2 separate regions of the Mus musculus genome follow, and region 1 is linked to region 2. Evidence: chromatin loops called from intact Hi-C (ENCODE). Cell type or tissue: heart. All regions are shown on one strand.

The links. Hi-C counts contacts between places; a loop is a spot of excess contacts. Peaks named below come from ENCODE experiments on the same cell type or tissue, not always from the same donor. Only the 100,000 strongest peaks of a DNase experiment are listed, where the experiment ranks them.
Region 1: a loop joins it to region 2, with 3 times the contacts of the local background. A loop is called at or near these places in 6 of 42 quality-filtered maps.

What each region holds. Positions count from the first base shown.
Region 1 is chr2:169,057,629-169,065,628 of GRCm38, forward strand. No RefSeq gene overlaps it. Among named protein-coding and RNA genes, the nearest start is that of Gm52536, 18 kb to the right of the region's middle. In heart, CTCF peaks have their summits at 405 (motif pointing right) and 4,116 (motif pointing right); a DNase peak (open chromatin) is centred at 4,053; H3K27me3 peaks cover 1,208 bases.
Region 2 is chr2:169,628,577-169,636,576 of GRCm38, forward strand. Tshz2 (teashirt zinc finger family member 2) reads left to right here and starts at 3,933. Exons shown (of 2, transcript NM_080455.3): 1 at 3,933-5,203. The coding sequence starts at 5,164. It overlaps Gm34294 (a long non-coding RNA gene), which reads right to left and starts at 1,902. Exons shown (of 2, transcript XR_003953971.1): 1 at 1-1,902. In heart, CTCF peaks have their summits at 3,488 (motif pointing right) and 5,202; DNase peaks (open chromatin) are centred at 4,005, 4,465, 5,165 and 5,605; H3K4me3 peaks cover 3,465 bases; H3K27ac peaks cover 3,618 bases.

The DNA of each region.
Region 1 (8,000 bases), 570 kb before region 2:
TCTCAAGAGTCAAAAATATAGGAACCAAGTGTTAGCAGAAACGTGTCTTCCTCCCCTAGAATGTGACTAGATTAGATGTGGTTTTAAAAATGCTTCCTTCATTCGTGGTGGCTGGGACATTTTTCTGGGCAATGAAATTCTTTTAGAAATGGTGGTTATATTGCTATTATTTGACCTGGAAGAGTTGAAAGACTCTGGGATATATCAAAGTACCAACGTGATTGATGCTGGGAAGATTTTCACACACACACACACACACACACACACACACACACACACACACACACATTTTAAAAACACTTATTACTTTTATTTTATGGGTAGGGGTGTTTTGCCTGCATGTAAGAATATGGATCATGTGTGTGCAATGCCAGCAGAGGCCAGAAGAGGGCGGCAGATCCCGTGAAACCAGAGTTACTGAAGGTTGTGAGGTGCCATGGGTGTCCTGAGAATTGAGCCCAGGTTCTTGGTAAGAGAAGCCAGTGTTCACAACCCTTGACCCATTTCTTTTGCTCCTGGGGAACTCCTTCGAAGCAGCTCTTCTCATCTGGGTGTACCTAAATTGCTGTGCGGAGCATTATGGGTAAGACTGCACACTATAGTAGCTACCAGCTACGTGAGACAATGTCACTTCTTTAAAAGATTCTTCCTTTATTTATTTATTTATTTATTTATTTATTATTTATTTGTCTCTGTGTAAATATTTGCACAAGCATTCGGGTGCCTGTGGAGACCAGAAGGTGTAGTGCTTTGAATGAGAATGGTCCCCTCTAGGCTCAGATTCTTGCATGCGTAGTCTAGGGTTAGTGGAACTGTTTGGGAAGGATTAGGAAGTGCGGCCTTGTTGGAGGAGGTGAATCATTGGGAGTGGGCTTTGAAGTTTCAGTGGCCCACACCAGGCCTAGTCTCTTTTTCTGCCTGTGGGTCTCAGCTACACCCCAGGACTATGCCTGTCTGCTCCCTGCCGTGATAACTATGCCCCCAGTTAAGATGCTTTCTTTTAAAAGAGTTGTTTTGGTCATGGTGTCTCATCACAGCAATAGGGCAGTAACTCATCTGAGTGATAATTGTGAGCTGCCTGATACGGGTGCTAGGAACTGAACATGCAATACTGGTCTCTGAGAGAGCACCCAGTGCTCCTAACTGCTGAGATATCTCTCTAGCCCATGGCTATCTTAGTTTTAATGGACATTAATTATAATTACAATATACATTCCAGTCCACGAGTTTCCCTGGCTATGTGTCTTGTGCTCTGTGGCCACAAGAGGCTAGTGGCTGACACCTGGGGCTGCAAAAAGACAGAACATTTTTTGCAATTACAGAAATGGCTGTTGCTAGACCAGACAAAACTAAGGCAGTACTGTCTCCCACCCTAATGGAGAAATCAGGGCAACCCCCTTCCCCGCACCGCTCTCCCCTCCGACATTGACAGTTGCCAAGTCTGGGTTATAAAGATGGGCTTATGGCTTGTAGGGCCCTGGAGAAGTGAGAGTGATTGACACTTGCTTAGGACTCTAAGTCTGGTGTGGTGCAGGAAGGCTGTCTTCTCAGTGCTTAGACGGCTGAGAGGGGAGGAATGTGAGCTCAGGGCTTACCTGTGCTCACGGAGACCCTCTGGCCTCAAAACAATCTGAATCAGCTATGACCACAAAGTATTAAACCAAGTATGAGGATCTTCCCACGTGAACTGGGCCCTCAACCCAAGAGTGGCAGACTAAGTGAAGGGGCATGGAGACCTGTGACAGTTAAGGGTGTCACCGATGTGTCTAGAGGGTGTCAATGGACAGTGATGAAGAATGGTGCTGGTGGAGCAGTAATATGGAGCATTCCAGAAGGCTGGAGGGAGGTCTGAGGGCAGGCAGTGGGCTAAGGAGCTGACCAGAGAGGGCAGGCAGTGGGCTAAGGAGTGGCCTGAGGCCACTGTGTCCTTATATTTACAGTCATCAAGATTTTAAGTTTTTAATTGTTCAGATGTACTTCACTATTTATTTGGTGTGTGTGCGTGTGCACGCATGTGTGTGTGTGCATCTGAGAGCAAATGAGGGCGTTAGGTTTCTTGGAGGTGGGATAGCAGGAGATTGTGCTGTGTATGTTGGGACCCGAGCCCTGGTCCTCAGCAAGAGCAGTCAGTGCTCTTAACTGCTATGCCATCCTCCAGCCCCAAGACTAGCTTTAAATCCTACACTATACTTTCTATATCACAAATGTTCTTGCTTGGTCCAGCATAGGAATCTTCCCTATGGGGGGAAAAAACCTCCAAACATTAGAATGAGCATATATGAATTATACAAATAGTTAATTAGCATATATTAATTATATATAATAGTTGGTCTCATAATATTTTCATACATGTGCATAGTGTTTTTTCATCATGTTTACCCATTACCCTGTCATGGCTCCTCCCATTCTTGCTGATCTCTTCTAACACAATCCCTTCTACTTGTGTGTGTGTGTGTGTGTGTGTGTGTGTATGCATGTGTGTTTATATGTGTATGTGTGTGCATATGTTTATGTGGGTGCATGTATGTGTGTTTCTATGTGTGTGTATGTGTATGCACATGTGTATGTGGGTGCATGTATGTGTGTGTACATGTTTATGTGTGCTTCTACATGTGTCTGTATGTGTGTTTCTATGTGTGTGTGTATGTGTGTCTCCTAATGACTTGATTTGGCTTGCTAACTTGCAGGCTGGGAGAGGGGTTGCTGACAGACACACAGCAACTTAGCAGAGGCTGTACCAATGAAGAAAATAATGGTCTCCATCCTCTGGATTCATTCGGAGGATGTAGGTGTCTCTAGGATGTGAAGTTTTTCTGTTTCTTTTGGAGGAGAGGAGGGTGAGGCCCAGGAAGTGCCTTGCTTAGGGTCACAATCTGGTGCTGTTCGAGGAAGGAAGGAGAGGAGACTTGCCTCAGGTCTGCGCAGGTACGCATCCTCTGGGAGCCCCTCCCGGAGGCAGGGCTGGCCAGGGAGACGCTGGACTGTTCCAAGTGTCAGAGAAAAGCGTTGCCTGCTTGCTTCCGCACGTGCTACTTCCCGAGAAGGTGTTCCATCAACAGAAATGCTGATTCTCTGGCTTTCTCACGCTAAATTTAGAAATGACATTTGCATTTCCGCAGATCCACAGCACCGGCTTAGAAACAGTTCCCAGAGCCGGGGCCAAGTGAATAGTTTCCCTTTCTTGGCTGTGGGGAATTAGCAAAAATTAGGATGTGCCTGTAACAGGGTAGATGAAGACAGTTGAAAATAGTAAATGCATCCTTTTTAGGAGGTAAAAATCAGTTGTACCTCCAGTTAAATGCAGGGGTTCCAGCCAAATTTCTTCCCTCGATCCCTAACTCTGCCCCTCCCTCTTCCCTCCTCAGTGTCCATCTTCTTTTGTGTGTGTGTGTGTGTGTGGGGGGGCTTGTTAATTTTGAATATCAAAGTTTTTTAAAAATTTTATTTATTTATTGTGTGCATGCTTGTGTGTGCGTGTGTATGTGTATGCACATGTGAGTGTATATGTGTGTGTGCATGTGCCTGTGTATGTATGTGTGTGTGCATGTGTGTGCATGTACCTGTGTGTGTGCCTGTGCCTGTGTGTATGTGTGTGTGTGCACATGTGTATGTGTGTGTGTGTGTGATGCGCAAATATGCACAAACACACAGGCCACAGGGTGCTATGGAGGTCAGAGGACAAATTGCAGGCATGGGTTCTTTTCTTCATCTGGGCTCCAGGGGTAGAACCTAGGCCATCAGGCTTGGTGGCAAGCACCCTTTGCCCTCTGAGCCATCTCGCTGGTCCCAAACCTGACCATTTCTTATACCTTATTGGCAGCTCAAGATCTGAGGGAAGTTCCTGTTAGACTGCAACTCACCCGTTCTGCCTGCAGTTCCTGTGCACTTCTTAGTCCGTTTGATGGAGTTCAAACATTTGAAGAATTACACTGACTTTTTCCGTCTTGGCAGAGTTCTCCCAGCTATTGAGCAAAGGAACAAACAGCTTGTTTCCTGGTCAAGAGGGCGGGAAGCTGTCAACTCCCATCTGTCTCAGGGGTTGATCTACTTTTGGTGGTAATGTTCTACCGTTTCCCGGAGTCTATAAAATCATGAGCACATGTCACCACAAGAGGGCAGTGTGCGCTCTCTCCAGGAGCCCGTACAAATCCTGCCTTTCCCGCGGTGGGTAAAAGGATTTGTCTGGCAAAGGGCAAACCCATTAGGCATCAACATCCTGCATTTTCTTGCTGTTGCTTGTCATCATGGAAGCAATGATTGGAAAGTCCTGATTACCCGCACGATCTCCTAGACAGCGCACGTCTCTAAGCGCTTGCTTTCCAACGTACTGCTTTTGATTTTCACCTGTGCTACCCACGGAACGGGGGACCTAGGGGCACTTTCCCTGCTGCTGTTGGGAGAGCCTGTCTTATCTCTGTGGAGGTTCTCATCTGCGTGGGGGGCTGGTCCCGAGGTACCAGGAATGTGTTTAACAAGACAGCAATAGCTAAAGTTTTTAAAAGAGCCTTCATTCGTCTCTTGCAGGGGCTGCTGGTGGGGGATGTCATTATTAGTGCAAAATGTTCTGGAAAGTTCTCGATGATAATAACCTAAGGCAAGCATACATGAAGAATCAGTGAATTACGTTTTCAGTCCTTTTTTTTTCTTTAACCGACATGCCAAAAAAGTAAGATTTTTTTTTTTGATTTCATAAGCAAAGCCCAGAGGTGACATTTGTACAGTTGAAATATGGCCTACTGTGACTCCGTAGAATCTCATCAATAGATCTCTTTGCCAGATGGACCTGGGACTGGCAAAATCACCATCATGTCAGTGTTTCAGCTTGCGTTTGACTGGGTGTGAGGCAGTGAAGTGAGGGTCTGGGGCAAAGACCCTCTTTGCTTTCTCTTTTTATACAAAAATTCAGCAAATCAATTGTTGGCTTTAGACCTGCAGGGCAGAGTCTCCGTGTAGGCTGCTGTGTGACTTTCTGCTGAAGGTGAGGCCAGAGGCTCTCTGGAGGGCAGTGAGGATTGGTGGGCCAATGTGGATGTTCTAAGATGAGGGATCATCACTGGGTAGCCGCGAAGGTCAGGGAGAGCAGCCGATGCTGCCACTGGGGAGAGAGGTAGAACGTTCCAGAAAGATGGTGCTGGGTCCGTTAGGTCTTGATCGCTGGTGTCTGGCAATGACAGACAGAAAGATTTTCCCCAACAGAAACAGAGCAAATGAGGTTACAAATACATCCATGCACTGATGGCCAGGGATTCAAGCACTACATGCCTCCTGGGCTGGTACCTCACAGGCTGCAGAAAACCCATGATGTCACACCCCAGCAGGGAAGCCGGGAAGGTGAGATTTGTGACCCTTGGCACTCAGTCGGGGACAGTCATGCTCCTAGGAGACGTTATTTTTATTCAGGAGAGAAGGGCTTGTGGCACCTAGGGACGAGAAGAATCCCTGGCTTGATGGAGAAGAACTCTGTTACCACACGCCAGCAAGACAGGGTGAGAAGCCCAGAGAGACTTGCTCAGGAGGGAGAAAGAGAAGGGGAAGGGGGAACTTAGGGAGCTATGCACTAAGTTCTGGGGACCCACTGAGTGTGTGACAAGAGAGGAGGTCTAGATGAGGTGGCAGAGTGAACTCTTCGTGGTTCCAGCAGACCTGCCAGGAGTTTGAGATTGGGCCTTGCTGGCCCCATGTGGGTACCTTCCTCCCTCCCTCCCTCCGTCCCTCCCTCCTTCCCTTCCTCCTATGCTCACACAGCTTCCAGGCAGTAGGCAGATGGCTCAGCTGGTGGAGAGTGTGCTGTAGAAGCACAGGACCCCGAGTTCAATCCTCAGAACCCACACTGTAACAAGTCAGACGCTCTTGACATCCCAGCGCTTGGAAGGCAGAGACAAGAGGATCCAGGCCACAGGCTGAGCATAGAAACAGAGATGCTCCCTTGTGGAGAGTTGTCTCTGGGGCTAGGGGTGCTGCTGGCACTCGGTGAGCAGAGGCCACAGATGTTGCTCTTGCTTGTGCACTGCAGAGGGAGCTGCCCTCCCCCCTCCCCCGGCCCCCAGCCCTGTTTGCTGTACTGAGTTTGCTGGTCACGCTCAGAGGAACACAATGCAGTTCCCATCCTTGCCTGCTCCAAGTCAAACATGTCCACAGGTCAAAGAATTTCCCATCTATTAGCTGGGGTGCCCTTTATCCCCGAATGCAGGAGTCAGAGGCAGGGCAGTCTCTGAATTTGAGGCCAGCCTGATCTAAATACAGAGACTGTCTCAAAACACCAAAACCAAACCAACCAACTAATCAATCAACCAACCAACCAACCAACCAACCAACCAACCAACCAACCAATCAAAAAGCCCTAAGTCTTCCTTTGCAGATGGAAGGACTGAACAAAGGGGATCACATTCAGTGTGCTTACTCATGCCTGTGTGTGTGCAGGTGTGAGCATGTGTGCATGTGTGTGTGGGTATGTGCATGTGTGTGCGCGTGTGTATGTATGAGAATGTGTGCATGTGTGTGCATGTGCATGCATGTGTGTGTGAGCATGTGTGCATGTGTGTGTGTGTGTGTGTGTGTGTAGGTATGTGCATGTGTGTGTGCGTGTGTATGTATGAGAATATGTGCATGTGTGTGTGTGTGTGAGAGCATGTGTGCATGTGTGTGTGTGTGCATGTGTGTGTGTGTGTGTGTGCATGCATGTATGTGTGTGTGTGCATATGTGGGTAGACAGTGAGGCAAAGGATAACATTGGTTGTCTTTTTCCTTCAGGATCCATCTACCTTGGCTTTTGGAACAGAGTCTTCAGGCCTGAATTCTGTCTCTTCCCAGTGCTAGGACCGTAGGTGGGGCCACTATTGCTGGACTTTTTCCATAAATTTGGGGCTTAAATCTGGCTCTTAATGCCAGATGGTCACATCTCACTGGCTCCTCACTGTCCCCTTGGGGGTGGCCGAGGGTCTAAGTGGAGCATCTAAAGGGCGTACGCATTGCCGCATGGCACAGCATGGCGCCCCGCTGGCCCATGAGCAGCTCTTGTGTTGTAGAGGATGTCTAGGGTTATTTTTAGAAAAGGTTCACTTGTTTTATGTGATGGCGCGCATGTGTTTGATCCAGGGGGTGGCACTATTAGAAAGTGTGGCCTTGTTGGAGTAGGTGTGTCCCTGTGGGTTTGGGCTTTAAGACCCTCATCCTAACTGCCTGGAAGGAAGTCTTCTGCTAGCAGCCTTCAGATGAAGATGTAGAACTCCCAGCTCCTCCTGCACCATGCCTGCCCAAATGCTGCCATGCTCCCACCTTGATGATAATGGACTGAACCTTTGAACCTGTAAACCAGCCCCAATTAAATGTTGTCCTTATGAGAGTTGCCTTGGTCATGGTGTCTGTTCACATCAGTAGCACCCTGAGACATTTTATTTTATGAGTGTTTTTCTACTCCCATGTATATGGTGCTTGTGGAGGCCAGAAGTCAGCATCAGATTGCTTAGAACCAGAGCTCTGCATGGTTATGAGTTGTCATGTGGGTGCTGGGATTTGAACCTGCGTCCTCTGCAAGAGCAGCCAGCTCTCTTAACTGCGGAGCCATCTCTCCAGCTTGCAAATGTCTGTTTCAGGCCACTGTTTGCTGCGTTTCCATCTGCCAAAGTTTGGGAATTAAGTCATCACTGTCAAACTCGGAATACCCAGGGGAGAACGAAGCGTTCTGTGGCATGGCGGCAGCACCACAAATTAAAGCTAATTCTTTAAAAAATGATGACGTGACATCGTGCTTTGATGTAACGTGATGTGACAGGCTGTGAGCTCTATTTCTGTAAGATCTCCTTAACATAGAGTAGGACATGGATTAATATGGTTTACGCTGCCCAGGACCCCGGAGACTGGGCCACATGTCCTATCAGGCTCAGTCATGTGCCACGCACAGTGGGACAGATGCGTGCAGCTGGCTGCTTAGTTCCCTTTCGTGTGCAGAGTTTGGAATCCACACTCGTTCTGAGACTCTCTAAGGGGTCACGATGGAAATG
Region 2 (8,000 bases):
TGGCTAGCCCAACCCACGTTGGCAAGCTCTGTGAGGCACACATTGAGAGAGCCTGCCTAAATGAGTAAGGTTGAGAGCCACCAGGCAGGACCGCTGATGTCACATGCACCACAAACACGTGAAGGTGCACGCACCCGCATGCACCCCAGACATAGACACATGAGAAATAAATAAAAGAATAGGTGTTATCAGGTGCTGGGCCTAGGAGGGACACAGTGTCAAACTGCAACTTTCTCTAAATGAAGGAGGTCTGAAAGAGAACGCACTTCTCCTGGTGCAGGGCTAAGTCCTCGCAGCTCGGGGACATCTGAGTTTTCCTGTTTTCTGCCTCTACCTGGCACAGACAGTGACTCCTTTGTTGGTGACTAAGTACGGCCTTCTATTAGTAGCAATCGGAGGGAAAAATACAACTCAGTGAGAGAACATTCCAGAAGCAAGGCCAGAAGATAGGCTGGAAACTGCAGAAAGTGCCCATAGTGAAGAGTTGCTGAGAATCTCCACCGATTGATAAAAACACTGTAAGCTGCAGAGGTATCTGAGAAGGTGAGAAGCGCTTGGGAGCAAGGCTGTGGGCCAGAGTCCTGAACCTACTTGCTCCAAGACCCAGCCCCAATAAGTTCCCTTTTCTGTTGTCATCTGGTACTCTAGGTGTCCCTGCAATAGGTTTTTAGAGGTATGTCACTATGCATGCACCCTTCCAGTTGGCTCTCTGTTGTGATAAGTACCATGACCAAAAACAACTTGGGGAGGAAAGGACTTATTTCAGCTCGCAGCTTATAGTCCGTCTGTCCCTGAGAGATGCCATGGAAGAGTTCTAGAATGGAAACTGGAGCAGAGACCACAGAGGAACTCTGATTACTTGCTTGCTTCCTCTGGCTTGTTCAGCAGCTTTTCTTATACGGTTTAAGTTTTTGTGCCTAAGAGTGGTGCCGCCCATGGTGGTCTGGGCCCTCCTACATCAATCAGAATTCTGAAGATAAGGCCACTAGCCAGTGTGATCTGGGCAGTTTTCAACTGAAGTTCTCTTATCCCAGGTGACACTACATTCGTGTCAAGTCAACAGCCAAGCTAACTAGAACAGCATCCTACCATCGCCTATATTTTAGGACAATCCCTTGTATCCCCTTATATAGAACACAGAAGTTTCTCAAATGCTGCTTTGAGCATGATATGAATCCCAAGGCAACAGGTTTCCAGAGAAGATGGCAAATTCATGATGAGCCCTTACTACCCACCCCTTCTCCTAAGTCTGTGTTTCCTGGTCCTGTAATGTGCCCTATGGTGTATGTGCAAGTTTGGAGCTTTCTCCAAACGTATTCTGAGAAACCATGGTTAATGCCTCTTTGCTAACATTGCTAGCCATAATAATACAGGATTGCTCTGCCTCAGTTGCCAAAGAATTAGGCTGTAATAAGGGGTGGGAGCTGTCTGGGTGGTTTAGGCCAGGTGATGTAATCACTTGTACTACACGTGTGGGGCAGAGACTTGTGTGGGGCTGTTGAAGATGACTAACTGGTACTTTGCAAGCAGTGACAATAACAGCACTTTGTGGCTGATGGGTAGGGCCCGGTGAGCTATATTTCCTGTGGCCCAAAAGTACTGCTGAAAAAGACTGCACTGAACTAGTCATAGCTGGTAATTAATTGCCCGTGAGGAAGGGTCAGGGTGGCAAGAGGTAAGGGGCATATGGGAGGCATCTGAGGTTTCACTGGTCAAGCCTCATTACCAGTGGATACATAGTGGGGAGGAGCGAGGAGCCAGATGAGAGTCCATCACAGTGGCCACAGAAGCAACATCACCCCTAGTGCTGTTCAGTTGTATCTAAGTATGCTTTGATCTTAAAGTCAGCAGCATTAACTTTGTCTGACTCCTGAAGAGAGAGAAGGAGGAGGAGGAGGAGGAGGAGGAGGAGGAGGAGGAGGAGGAGGAGGAGGAGGAGGAGGAGGAGAAGGAGAAGAAGAAGAAGAAGAAGAAGAAGAAGAAGAAGAAGAAGAAGAAGAAGAAGAAGAAGAAGAAGAAGAAGAAGAAGAAGAAGAAGAAGAAGAAGAAGAAGAAGAAGGTGGTCTCTGGGCAGAAGATCTCAGACTGTAAGGAGCAAGTGGTTTGCATGAGATACTGGAGTCCAAGTGCTCAATGTATCAACTCCAGAACAAGGCCCATATGCAGCAAGGTTCCTGTCTAGAAAATCCGAGGTGATCCGTCTCCAAGCAGGGAAAATCTGGGCTCTAGAGGAGACTGGGCAATGTCTGTGAAACGTTCTGTCATCAGAGCAGAGGGAGGGGCCTGGTGTCTAGATGCCTGGATGCTGCCAAGCAAGCACCTTGCATTGTACTGGACCACACTCATCTCCAGTAAGCAGTGTGTGGCCCAAACTGTAAACAGATCTAAGGATGCAAAACCTGCTTCAGAGCACCAAGGTGAGCACACCCTCAAAAAGGCCTCTGTGGGCTTGGAGGGCTACGAACCAGGAGCTTCTACTGTTACACCAAGGGCCACCCTCGCAAGAGTCTCCTTGTCACCCAACTTCCTCCTTCTCCAAGGTTAGAACCTATCTGTGACTTGCCCCAGGCAGCCCCACTTGGTAAACATCCTTCCTTCTTCATACTCCAGATTCATGACAGTCTGTGTCTCAGGCCTATCAGCCCAGCTACTCAGGAGCCTGAGACCAGAAGATCCCAAGTTTGAAGACCTATCTAAGAATGAGTTCAAGGTCAGCCTGAATAACTTAGCAAGACCTCTGTCTCAACATTTAAGAAAAAAATGAAGAGGATCAGAAACATAGTTTAGTGATAGACTGCCTGCCCAGCATGTATGATGCCTTGCCTACCCAGCATGTATGATGCCTTGCCTACCCAGCATGCATTATGCCTTGCCTACCCAGCATGCATTGTGCCTTGCCTGTCCAGCATGTATGATGTCTTGCCTGCCCAGTATGTACGGTGCCCTGAGTTCAATGCCCAGTATCAGGTTCATTAGGCTCCTAGCTCTACCTCCTTCCGCTGCCTTCCCACTTGTCATTGACTTTCTACCCAACTGGAAGGAAGGAAAGCGTCTTCAGGACAGGGTCATCCTGTTCACACGTGCTGAAAGGTACCTACCTCCCCGTGTGCAGTGGTACCCAGGGAGACCGGGTTCAGCTACAATAGACTCTCCAGAATGGACTCCTCTTTCAGCCCCAAAACAACACTCAGTTTTAACCAATCCGGGCCACTCTGAAGTTGTACTCCCAGCATGCCCTGCTTCCTCTTCATTTATTGCACTATTGGGGGTGGAGCTCTATGTTTTCTGTTTGGCACCATTGGGAGATAGAATACGATAAACGAGGGCACAACTCCCTAAGAACTTATACTCTAGTGAGATCTGAGGCAATTACCCAAAGAGCGAGCTGTGCACAGCATCCACCTTCCTTGATGAGCCCAGCGGAGAAAGCAAATAGAGAAAGGTGGACATCAAATTTTCAGCAAGGTAGACCTCTGGGAAGTGACTGAACACCACCAGGGGGCAAGTTGTTTCAGATGTTGTTCCTCTCACCCTTGATAACAGCCACAATCTGGACTTCCCCACTCTCTGTCACTGTGGTGACTGTATAACAGGTGCACCATAGGTGCTCAATAAATATCAGCATTGGAAGGAAACACAATGAAGGTTATGTAATTAGTCTGCCCAGGAAGCAGAAGTTTAAAAAAAAATCCCAATACTCCAAGAAGGTGGAAGTTAAAGCAATGTGAACTTACATAGTGAGAGGAGGTTATTTGCTGGAGAACAGGTTGAGACTGGATATAGTCCCATCCCCCTAATCTGTCTCCCAAGCAAACCTAGATTGTCCCCTTCTAATCTCCAACTCTAACTGTCTCCAACTCTGCCAGAGCCCCGCCCCCTTCCTTCCCACTCCCCCTTTTCTTCCTCTTGGAGGGGCATCTAGACAGGCGGACACTCCACTGCCCCAGTGAGGAGGAGGTGGGTGCCTCCAGGGCTGCAGCCAAGCCGGCTGGGTCCTCTTTCTCCAGCTCCTCTCCCAGGCGGGACACTGTCCCTTTAATAGACTCCCTCTGCCTGGCGCTCTGCGGCTGGGGAGTAAATTTCTCCCTGTCATCAGGTCGCAGGGAGAAGAGGAGGAGTTTGTTAATGTTCAGTTTGTTCAGCCGGGATCGATGTTTGCTGGCATCGCCTCGCCCTGTCTTGTGTGTGTGTGAGTGTGTGTGTGTGTGTGTGTGTGTGTGTGTGTGTGTGTGTGTGTGTGTGTAAGAGAGAGCATATGTGGGGAGTGTGAGTGTAAGTGTGTGTGTGTGTGTGTGTGTGTGTGTAAGCGAGAGTGCTTGTGTGTGAGAGCGAGCGTGCGTGTGCGTATGTGTGGTGTGTGTGTGTGTGTGTGTGTGTGTGTGTGTGTGTGTGTGTGTGTGTGTGTGAGTGAATTCCAGATTTTCTGTCTTTCCCAAACCCGCTCCTGTCCTCTCGCATATCACTCACAGACGGGGATCTGACAGCAACAACAAACCTACAGTGAGTGATCTCTCCCCAGCGCGAATCCGCCATCAAGATCAGGGAAGAGGAGGAGGAGGAAGAAGAGGAAGAGGAGGAGGAAGAGGAGGAGGAGGAGGAGGAGAAGGAGGAGAAGGAGAAGGAGGAGAAGGAGGAGGTGGTAAAGGAAGAGGAGGTGGAGGAAGAGGAGGAAGAAGAGGAGGAGGGAAAGAGAAGGAAGAAGAAAAAGAAGAAATCCACTGTCTTCCCGGGATTGTTTCCCCCCTTATCTTTAAGCGCGAGTGTGCGCGTGGCGCGTGTGCGCCCCTCATCCCTGCCATCTGAACCCCGTCTTGGATGTTTAATAAAGAAATCAAGTGTCTCACCAGTCACCAAAAAAACAGCAAAAAGCAAAACCAAAAAAAGAAAAAAATCCAAAAGCAAAACAAAAAGAGAGGGGGAAAAAAAACCAAACAAACAAACAAGGCAGAACCAACCTCCACTTGCAAGCAGCAGGCGCGAGCCACATATCTGCCACCCAGAGAGGGGGTCTCCGGCCCCGCGCTGGAGCGCTGGCAGGGGGATCTTCAGGGGGACAGAGGCCGAGTGACGTCCTAGGAGCCACAGAAAGACGAGCGAGACTGCGGCCCCCGCGCGCGGCTCGGGGCTGGGGCGCCAGAAGTGAGACTGGAGCTAAGTAGAGCGATGCCAAGGAGGAAACAGCAGGCACCCAAGCGGGCGGCAGGTAAGAGATGGCTCCGCTCCGGGTGCCCGGCCCCTGAGCCCGGCGCACAGCGGCTCGCCCGCCCGCCCTCCTGGCCTGGGGCTGGCGGGGACGCCACCCCCTGGCGCTTTCAAGAGGGTTAGCGTGCGGGTGCCCTCTTCATCACCCCAGAATGATTTCCCCAATCTTTCCCTCTCCAGGCTCCCTCTGGGTGGTGGTGGCAGGGAAGCGTCCCACCAAACCTTCCTGGTTTAAACTTTTCCTCCCTCCACCCTCTACCCCACCCCTAACTTTTTCTCCCAGTCTGGCTTCTTGCCTCTGGAACCAAAGTCGGATTATGGATTTGGGGTGCAGGGGGAGGGAGATAGCCCCCTCTCATCCCTCTGAGAGGTCAGTGCTGATGGCTTCTGGCCTCCAGGGACAGTGTCTCCAGTCGCTGGGGCTCAGGGCTTGCAAGTGTGTGGCATGGCCAAGCCTGGGGCTGCAGGCTGGCTTTGGAGCTGTGAGCCATGAGGGTGTAGCATTGGTCGCCAAGGTGCAAAAGGCACCCCCGGAAATGAGTGGGGTTTTGGACGTGTTTTCTAAAAGGTTTCACCGTTTATAGAAATCTCATTCCCTTTCTTGCTTAAAGCCAGGTGGGGATGGGGGAGAGAACCCCGTAGAAATTTAAACAGCCTTGGATTTTTCTCTGCCAGATAGAGCTTTGGAAACTTTGTGGAATTGACTACCACCCTAGGAGCTGTCCTGTGGAATTCTTTCTTGCAGGGACCCTTCCCCTAAGGATCAGATCGGCTCAATAGGTCCCACAACAGATCTTCAGGGTTATTGCTGTTGTTTTTATTGTCGTTGCTGTTGTTGTTTTTCCTTTTCCCTTTTGGGTTGCCTAATTGCTTTTTTAATAGTATGCTGGGGTTTTGTTTCTCGGAATCGGAACAGGAAAGTTCATTTTTCTCCTGCCAGACCCACCCACTGAAAAATCAGCTTTCCACTCGATTGCTAGTTTTGATTTGACATTTGATTGATCACCTGTCATCTCACTGCCTTTGATCTATTCATTCTGATATATATCAATAAATCACTCACCATGGTAACTCCGAGTGGCAGTGACGCAAGCTTTGCCCTCTACATTCAGAGAGAGAAATGCACAATCATTATCTTGTTGGCTTTTAACGTGGGCGTTTTTATTTCTTTGTATCCTTTAGTTGATGGGGCTTTAGCAAAGTTTAAGTTTCCTTGGCTCCCCTGTTCCCTCTCTCTTTCTCCTCTGACTTTGAGTGGCAATGGGTAAGACTGATCTGGAGACCACAGCTATATTTTACTCTGTTCCAACTTGAGTCAAACATGGGAAAAGTCACCAGGACACTTGGGTAAACTTTGCAAAGTCACCAAGAAGAAGTGAGTTAGGAATCTGGGGAAAGCGGGTGCCAGTGTCTGAACATGCAAGCTACCACGTTCATAACGCTTCACCGCCGCCTGATGCCATCCCAAAGAGCAATACGTGTGCTTCAGAAAATCCAGTTTCCTTCCCTCCCGAGTGCAGAATCGCTTCCTCGGCCATGTGTAGGTCGCTCTGAGTTGCTTTATTATAAAGCTTCCATTCATGAATTTTCAATTGTTTCTCTCAGAGCAAAATAACGAAAATATTCTTAGCAACACACACATTTGCAACTTGTCTATGCAGGGGGATTTCTTTTCTCAACTCTGGTTACTTCTTTTGGAAACAATAGCTCTCTTATTTTATTGTATCTTTTTAACTCTCGCACTCGGCTTGACTATCTGACCATTTGAGGGTGTGTGGCGGCCTTCAAGACTTCCTACGAGTCTGCCTGCTGCAATCAATGCTAGCAACACAAGTTCACGTGTGGCTGGATTATCAGAGATGGCATCCCTGTTGTTTGTTGTCCCGAAAGAGAGCCTTGGGCTGCAGTCCAGCAGAAATGATACTGCCCTGAAAACTGTTTTCTTTTTCTTTTTCTTTTTTTTTTCTCCTTCCCTTCCTTGTAGTTCCGGTAGAGGCCATCAAGAACTAGGCAGCAATTTAAATTAGCAGAATGACTGGACATGTCTCCTTTCACAAGCTCATTACAAAAAGTGCCTTGCTCAGAATTGCTCTACTTTAATTATAATTATCCACTGATCAATGGAGATCCAGGTGTGCAGAAAATGACGCTGTATCACATTATTTAAATTAGATCCTTTCGCTAAGCTGGTATCTATTGGTGCTGGCTACTTTTTTTTATTGTTGTAGTCTCTCTCTCTCTGTCTCTGTGTGTGTGTGTGTGCGCGCTCTCTCTCTCTCTCTCTCTCTCTCTCTCTCTCTCTCTCTCTCTCTCTCTCTCTCTGTGTGTGTGTGTGTGTGTGTGTGTGTGTGTGTGTGTGTGTGTGTGTGTGTGTGTGTGTGAAACTTGTGAGTATACTTTCAGTTTTCCGGCCGATTGGATTCGTAGTGTCTTTGCAAGACTGTTGCCATGATTCTCATCTTGTTCCCTAGAAGGCACAGAAATCCTTTTCGAGCTGAGATGGGATAATTGATCTCATACACAGCGAGTTACCCTGCTCCATGTATTTATCTGTTCACATACTAGTAAGATGGGTTGTTTTTCCGTGGTGTTTCTTCTTCCCATCCGAGGTCACCAGTGCCCGGCTGTTTCAGGATGAGTGAGGCAAAGTTAGCTGAGATTCCCCAGTCAGCTACCATGCAGGGAAGGGGTGTGTGTGTGTGTGGGGGGGGTGCCTCTCAGCCTGTAGCTCTGCTAACTTTTATCACTGCTTAAAATTAAATACAACGCACAACTGTAAGTGATTACTCCTGTGGACC